Linked DNA regions of Homo sapiens: region 1 is linked to region 2. The links are chromatin loops, found by intact Hi-C in ENCODE. Cell type or tissue: endothelial cell of umbilical vein. All regions are shown on one strand. Each heading gives the region's core, and the rest is flanking DNA. Links, peaks and the distances in the headings are about the cores only.

Region 1 (4,401 bases), core at 330-4,329, 61 kb before region 2:
CCAGGTACTATAGAACTGAAAATGTTATTTCCTACGAAATAATAATAATAATACTTAGGCTTATCTGGTTATTTTAGGAGATGTGACTAGGTATCATTATAATTGGGCAAACTATCAAGTAATTGTTATTTTCAAAAATACTAAATTCTTGTACCTGACATTTAACTAACACTTAATAAATTCCTGGCCTCTTAAAAAATTACATTGCAGAATGGATGAAAACACGCTAACCATGAAAGCATGCATATTACAATCTCAAATTGCTATGAAGACCTTCTAACCACCTGCATATTTCAACTTCCATCCGAGATACATGGGAATAATGAATTATTATTTATACAGTCAGAAAACTATGTGTAAATTTATTACAAATGCATGTTAAATATCAAGTTTCTTCCCCAACTGAACAATTCATTGCTTTAAGAAAGGTAGCTCCAAATGGGCCTCAAGGGATACTACAAAGCATGTAGCTGCTGATGCACGCAATGAAATCCACCTGTTGAGCCTCTTTTCCAGTGATAAGATCAAAGTGGCTGCTCTACTTTTAGACTACTTTGTGAACTACACAGCTACTATTCTGCAACATACTTCTGCTCAGATCTATGAACTCACTTGAGCCAGGCATCATATCCCACCAAGGATGGAAGTGCTAGAGATCTCCTGAGGACTGCTGTCCTGCAAATCTGAAGTAGAAGCTTCAGCAGTCATCATGACCTAGATCATCAGAACCCACCTCCTTCAGACACCTGATATAAGTTTAGTTGCCCCCGTGAAGTGCTTCCTGGGGAGAGACAGACTCCAGCAATCACTATGCTTTATTGAAGTGACTCTGTGCCTGCAACCATGCTGGGCACTGAATTAGTGACCAATGACACTGACACAATCAGGTAGTGATCATAACAACAGAAGGAACAATGAGTTTCTCACCAGGGCCTTTTCTTCTCCTTTCCATCTATCACCTAATAACAACTTTAAAAAAGAATGAGGAAACTGCCTGAGCCCTTGGTAGAGGAACACAACCACTACCAACCTGTAGCCCAACACCAAGGAATCTGGCACTGGGGACACATACCCCATCTTTCCCTCACTCACTTGCTAGTATCTCCCATTGGCCAAACCCAACTGGAAGCCTAAGGAGAAGGGATCTGAGTTGATGTAATCTATAAGGATCAGACCTGTGAAGCACAGAGTAGGGTGGTGAGGGGTGGAAGCTTTGAAGAGACAAATTGAGGCTATCCAGCACAGTATCTAATATACAACTGTGCTGTAGGCTGAATAACACTCCTCTGCCCCAAAGAAATCCATGTCCTAATCTCTGGAACAAGTGAATATGTTACATTACATGGTAAAATGGACTTTACAGATGTGATTAAGTTAATGATCTTAAAATGGTGAGGTTATTCTGGATCATATGGGTGGGCCTGATATAATTACAAGGGTCTTTATGAGGGAAATAGGGAGGCAATAAAATCGGAGAAGTAGATGTGACCACAATATGGAGGTTAGAGTAATGTGAGGGCATGAGCCAAGGAATGCCAGCAGCTTCTAGAAGCTGGAAAAAAACGAAAATTCATTCTACACTAGAACTTCCAGAAGGAACATAGCCCTGCTGACACCTTGATTTTAGCCCAGTGAGACCTACTTTGGACTTTTGAACTCCAAAACTGTAAAATAATAAATTTCTGTTGTTTTCAAAAAATAAAAGAAAAGAAATAGCCTGAATCCATAAAGCACCCATCGTCCCATAACAACCACAGGGCTATCTATCATCTTGCACCTGTGTTATCACTGCAGGTTGCAGCAATCCTGTGGGTGTGCATTCTTATCCTCATTTTACAGAACGGGACGCTGGGCTCAGAGAGTCCTTACCTGTCTGATCCTCCCACGTCCCGCCTGTATAGAAAGTTGCCCCAGGACACCCGGAGCAAGACATCACACTCACTGGGGCGAGGAGGGTCCCAGCTCTTTCTCTCTCTCATGAGACCGCCAGGGCAACTTATGCCAAAGCGGGAACGAGGGAACTTGGATCTGGGCTCCTTTCGTCTCTCCACACCCCAGGAAGGTTCAGCCCCCACCGCGGGGCACCCACACCCTCAGCTGAGTCCCAAACACCTGAAGGCGGGACCCTGCTCTTCCTGCCCGGCCACGTTGGTCTCTATTTTAAAAGTCTTCACGGTCGCCGTTATGACGTCAGGTTTCTATGGCAACCGTGATACGCAGGCTGGTCCAGCACACCGGAAATGCCATAGAGTGGCCTTTTGACTCCTTGGCTTTCACAAAGAGAAAATGGCTTCACTCTTCAGGCGGCTTCCTGGGTAGCTATAATAATTAGAGGAACTAGGCTGGGACGGAGCCAATTGATAGAATTCTGCCAGGTTTGATGGAACAATGTCCCGGTTGTCAGTAGTTTTGTTTAAAAGTGACAGTAGAGGAATATCACCAGTGCACAGAGACCTGGAGCTCTTGGAGATAAGCTAGCTCACTGAGGAGGAGCATGTACAGTTCACACACCACACTAATCAGTTATCCATCTGTGGCAGAAAACTAAGACTGTCTATAATCATGTGACTAAAAGATCTAGGAACAACAAAATAAGTCATTTAAGATATCTCAGAGTTATTTCAGTAATGCAAGCCTAGAAACCTAATCAATTCAACCATGCAATGGTTTGTCTTGAGAAAATTCTTATCCTTCATTCCTACATGTGGAGGGACATTCATGACCACAACATTTCTAGACTCTCTATACACTCAATCCTTTTCTGTCACAGGAGGAACTTCTCTAATTGGTGAGTTGGGAAGAAGAAAAAGGGGTTGCATTGCCCAGGCTGCCTCCCTTCAAAATTCTTGGTAGTAAGCTGCTCTTCAGGAGCACTTGTTCTTCCCTGCCCTCAGAGGTGGATCTTTTTTTTTTTTTTTTTTTGAGATGGGGTTTCACTGTTTCACTCTTGTTGCCCAGGCTGGAGTGCAATGGCACAATCTTGGCTCACTGCAACCTCCGCCTCCCGGGTTCAAGCAATTCTCCTGTCTCAGCCTCCTGAGTAGCTGGGATTACACGCATGCACCACCACACCCAGCTAATTTTTATTTTTAGTAGAGACAGGGTTTCTCCCTGTTGGTTAGGCTGGTCTTGAACTCCTGACCTCAGGTGATCCGCCTGCCTCGGCCTCCCAAAGTGCTGGGATTACAAGCATGAGCCACCGAGCCCAGCCCAGAGGTAGATCTTACAATAGGCCCACAGTGCTACTCCTCTTTCTGTGCCTCACTGGCTCAACTATTTCTATTGTCTTTCTCCAAATTGCTTGGATTTTTTAAGCAATTTACCTCCATGCTTCAAGTCTAAGCTTGAAATCAAGTAATAAATAGATGAAAGAAGAAAAATACATGGACTTTATTCCTCATAAAGAAGATACTGGAGAAGATGACTTAGATTTGCTGGCATGTGGGCTTCCTATGAAGGATCCACAGAATTGAAAAAGATTTATCCACCAAGTAGTGCCATGACAGGAAAATCATAAAGGCCAAGGACTGCAATGCATATCAAGCTGCTGTCTGGTGCAGGAGTCCTATGTGTTCCCATGGAAAGTAGCTTCCTTGCAAGGCTATCCCCTGTAGCAGGAGAAAGAGTTTCAAGATCTCTTCTTTCAGAAACACTTCTTAAAGTACGTAAATAACCCTTGTTCAGAACGAATACTCACCAAGCCAAAGCCAATCTCTGAGGCTTTCCCCGTGGAGTCATTTGTGACAACACTTTGTCAGTACCTTAATTCATGTGATTTCAATAGAGGCTCATCTCATGGAATTAGGTTCTAAATTCAGAGTAGGTTGAAAATCATATATTGTGATAGCTTCCATTGAAAATTCCTTCAAGAAGGAATTGACTAAATATTCAGAAATTTATACACACACACAAACAAACACAGAGACTATACTCAAAATTATTAGTATAACAATGTCCCACCAAGCCTTCAAGGATAAGAGAATCCCTTTGATATCCAATGATAACAAAGTACAGAAAAAGGGGAAAAGTTCACCCAAACCATGTTTTAGATAACCATTTCTACCTAACGAATACCCCAAAACAAACCATTTATTATCTCTCAGAAATCTGAGTGTTGACTGAGCTCAGCAATGTGTTTTCTGCTGCATGTGGTGTATGTTTCGCGGGGCTGTGGGGCTACACTCCACTGGGACATCCAAGAGAGTTTACTCACATGAAAGACAATTGGTGCTGATGCCACCTGCAGCTCAGTTGGGGTTGCTTCCTGGAGCACCTTGGTTCAGCACAGAGTCCCCATGTTTAGGGCAACCAGATAAAATAGAGGATATCCAGTTAAATCTAAATTCCAGATAAAAATGAATAATTTTTTAGTGTAAGTATGATGGTTAATTTTATGCATCA
Region 2 (4,401 bases), core at 213-4,212:
CCAGGCTGGAGTGCAGTGGTGCGATCTTGGCTCAATGCAACCTTTACCTCCTGGATTCAAGCGATTTTCCTGCCTCAGCCTCCTGAGTAGCTGGGATTACAGGTGTGTGCCACCACACCCAGCTAATTTTTGTATTGTTAGTAGAGACGGGGTTTCACCATGTTGGTCAGGCTGGTCTCGAACTCCTGACCTCGTGATCTGCCTGCCTCGGTCTTCCAAAGTGCTGGGATTACAGGCGTGAGCCACCCTGCCTGGCAAGACTTGTATTTCTAAGGAGCCTATTAGGGGAAGGATGACATGCCAGATTAAAAGATGAATATAATTTAGCATGATTTTAAAAGAATGTCACACAGACTGCCTGTTTCAGAATCCCTGTCATCTTTCTTGCTAACAGGACAGACTTTGGCATCCCCCAAAAGTTCCATGACTCAACTTCTAACTGGGTGCCAAAACAATTATCATGCTCCCCTGAAAGATTCTAATGCACACTAACACTGGAGAACCACTGGTAGTACAGAGGAAGCACAATAATATTGAGTACAAATATGCATAGAAAAAGATTGCAAGGAAATACGTCAAAATGCCTAAGAGCCTAGCAATACATATATCACAAGATGTAAATTATCCTATTTTATGTTAGGATCCTATATGGTTTGGATCTGTGTCCCCACCAAATCTCATGTCGAACTGTAATCCCCAGTGTTGGAGGAGGGGCCTGGTGGGAAGCAATTGGATCATGGGGTCAGTTTCTCATGAATAGTTTAGTACCATATCCCTTGGTGTTGTCATCCTGATAGTGAGTTCTCATGAGATCTGATTGTTTAAAAGTGTGTGGCACCTCCCCCACTTCCTTCTGCTCTGGCCATTTGAGATGTCTCACTCCCCCTTTGCCTTCGCCATGATTGTAATACAGTTTCCTGAGGCCTCTCCAGAAGCAGAAAGGTGCTATGCTTCCTGTACAGCCTGAAGAACTGTGAGCCAATTAAACCTCTTTATTTATAAATTACCCAGTGTCAGGTATTTATTTATAGCAATGTGAGAACAGACTAATATGGGTTCTATTTTAAAAATCTTTCAATATTTCTCACATTGGGATACATCATACAATAGATGTGAAGATATTATGTGATGGTTTACTTTTTCTCAAAAAAGTGTTCCTGAATCCATGATGTATGTTATAGATGCTGTAATTTAATAATTAAGAAAGTAAGGTGTATACATGCATGTGTGCATATTCAATAGAAAAAGTGTAACATAAGTCACCATATCAGAATGAATATTTGATTAAGGGTGATTTTTCCGTTCTTTTTTTTTTCAAAGTCAGTTTTTTTATTTTTAAAGTTTTTGTACAGTTTCAATCACATTGCCATTAAAAATTCTGAATACCTCTGTATTCATGTTAATTTGAAATATGCAGAATATAATGGTAATAATGGTAATAATAACAATACTCATAACATACTTTTAGTGTGAGCCAGTGTTCTAAGTGATTTACAGGTATTAATCAATTAATTCCTCAAAAGAAACCAGTGAGGGCTATACTATCAATGACTCCACTTTACGTAGGAGGAAACTAATGGATGCAGAGTTTACCTGAAGTTGTTCAGCTAATAGGTTTTAAAACCAGGATATAAGCAAAACTGTTTGGCTCCAGAATTAGTGCTCTCAGTCTCTCAATAAAGTAAATAATAAATACATTAAAACCATGACTAGAACAGATGGAGACAGCCACTTGTTTTCCTAAATATAATTTTTAAATTATGTATATTTTTAAAATTTTAGCAGTGTCAAATCCCAATCCCAATCCCATTGTTTTTTCTAAGGGGAATGATGTTTTCCCTCACATTGGATAAAACTGGGCATAATGGAGATAATCGGGTGATTGATGCTGGGAACTGAAAAAGAAAAGCAAAGGCAAATTCTCTAGCATAAGGACTTGAGAGGTCACAATAAATCCAGGTTATGAGAAATATGAAATTAAGGAGGAGTTGAAACTATGAAGATATGGTTTGAAACTATGAAGCTAGAAATGGTCGAAACTATGAAGCTAGGACACAGAGAAAAGCTATCCAATATAAAATTAAGACACTTCTCAGCAGTGGAAACAGAAGGTAGATACTTACTGCCTGAATGCAGAATTCATGAGGGAGAAATGTGCCAATAGATTCCTTCAAAATTTTTGACCCATAAACATTTTCAAAAATAAATAGGTATTGTACAGTAAAGAATATCTCCTAACTTGTTTACGATATAATAGTGGATTTTTCTCTTTTAACACAACTGGGATAAACTTAAAAAGTAAAGTAAAGGGCCACCTTGTGACCAGAAACAGCACTGCAGTTTGTGCATCACCGATCAGGAAGTCTGAGGCAGAGAAATAGTGTTCATCTTGACTAACAGGGCAACTAATTTTGGACCTGTTGAGACTGACATACTCTTAGAACATCCAGGAAGAGAGTTCCACTGGAGAAATGGATAAAAGTCTGTAGGGCCAGAAAGGGGTATGGGCTAGAGGTGTAAAATTCAATGTCATTATCCCTAGGACTGTAGCAACAACTACAGAAATGGATGAGATCAGCCAAGGAGAACATAGAGACTGATAAGAAATGGGACTTTCAACATTTAGGGCAGGAATATGGCTCAGTTGCTAAGAGTCCAGGCATTAAAACCAAATCCAAACTCTGTTCTTTTCTAGCAGTTAAAAAACGTTATAAACTCCTTTTAGAAACTAATGAGAGCCATGTGCTCTCTCCTCAGCACATGCATACACCTTGAACAAATGTATATAACCGTCCTTGAACAAATGGGTATACTCACCCACATACATATACGGGCGCACATTTTTTTTTTGAGACAGGGTCTCACTCTGTCACCCAGGCTGGAGTGCGGTGGCACAATCATGGCTCACTGCAGTCTCTACCTCCCAGGCTCAAGAGATCCTCCCACCTCAGCCTTCTGAGTAGCTGGGACTACAGGCCTGCAGCATCATGCCCCGCTAATTTTTTTTTTTCTGTTTTTGGAGAGACCGGGTCTCGCCATGTTGCTCAGGCTGGTCTTGAACTCCTGGGCTCAAGCAATCCTCCTGCCTCAGCTTCCCAAAGTGCTGGGATTACACGTATGATCCACCACATCTGATGGGCACACAATTTTGAACGCAAGTTTAGGAAGTCCGTAGTTTTACTCTGTTAAGATTTTATGGCCTAATTTAATCAATAGAAATGTAAAACAGGAGAGTCAAATAGAAAACAAATAGTAAGATGAGAGACATAAACACAAATATACCAATAATTAGAATTAATGTAAATGAATTGAACACTCCAAATAAGATTGGATAAAATTATGAATTATATGCTGTTTATAAGAGGCACACTTAGATGTAAGAACAGAGAATGGCTGAAAGTCAAAATAAATACATGCATGCAGTAATCAAAGGAAAGCTGGTGTAGCTATGAAAAAAATCAACAACGTAGACTTAAAGACAAGAAATATTTCTAGAGAAAAAGAGATATATTTGATAGTAATAAAATATTTAATCTAACAGAAAGATATGAAAATTCTGAACCAGTATGTTTCTACTAACATTACTTCAAAAATACAAGACAAAAGCTATTAGAAATAAACGGAGAAATAGAGAAATGTAAAGTCTTTGTGGGACATGTAAACATACCTCCTTAAGTAACTGATAGAATCATAAAAATTATCAGTTGAAGTATTGAAGATTTAAGCAATAAGAGTAACAAATGTGACATTATGTTACATAGAACATAACCTACAAGTGCTGAATATAAATATTTTTCAGGAGCAAATGTAGTGTTTACTAAAATTGACCTTATACTAGGCCATTAACCAAGTCTCAACACATTTCAAAGTATTGAAACAATTCAGAATATGTTCTCTGATGACAGAAAAATAAAGCTAAGAATTAATAACAAATAGATAAACAAATCTCAAAGTGTTTGGAAATTAAACAATACACTTCTTAATGATTTGTAAATAAAAGAAGAAATGACAATCAAATGTGCCATTCTCTTTAAATGAATGAAAATGAGAATGCAACACATGAAAATTTGTGGGAATATAGCTATATCTGTGCTTAGTAAAAAATTCTATGCCCTCAAATGCATATATTGGAAAAGAAGAAAGGCTGAAAAAATACCACTGATCTAAGTTTATCTGTAAATAAGTTTTGGAGAGTACAGAGCTAATGCCCAAAGACTAGGAGAGGTGTTCTAATTTTTTGTTAGTTAGTTCATTTTTGGTTTTGTTTTTTCAGCTCCTGGCATTCAAGGAAATATATGTCAAAACACTGGCTGAAGACAAGCTAAAGGAACAGAGACTTCTGCAAACAATAAGGAATACAGTATTTGCAAAAATAGTTTAGAAAAGTCACTAAATAAACAA

The links. Peaks named below come from ENCODE experiments on the same cell type or tissue, not always from the same donor. Only the 100,000 strongest peaks of a DNase experiment are listed, where the experiment ranks them.
Region 1: it touches region 2 in a loop (6-fold over the local background); 5 of 110 quality-filtered maps call a loop at or near these places.

Annotation. Positions count from the first base shown.
Region 1 is chrX:103,402,565-103,406,965 of GRCh38, reverse strand. It overlaps LL0XNC01-250H12.3 (a long non-coding RNA gene), which reads right to left and starts at 2,186. Exons shown (of 6, transcript NR_188440.1): 1 at 1,870-2,186. RefSeq lists an enhancer at 2,026-2,195. In endothelial cell of umbilical vein, for the core only: no CTCF peak of the experiment used is centred there; a DNase peak (open chromatin) is centred at 2,245; H3K4me3 peaks cover 835 bases; H3K27ac peaks cover 1,414 bases.
Region 2 is chrX:103,341,239-103,345,639 of GRCh38, reverse strand. No RefSeq gene overlaps it. Among named protein-coding and RNA genes, the nearest start is that of TCEAL9, 13 kb to the left of the region's middle. In endothelial cell of umbilical vein, for the core only: a CTCF peak has its summit at 2,338 (motif pointing left); DNase peaks (open chromatin) are centred at 879 and 2,319.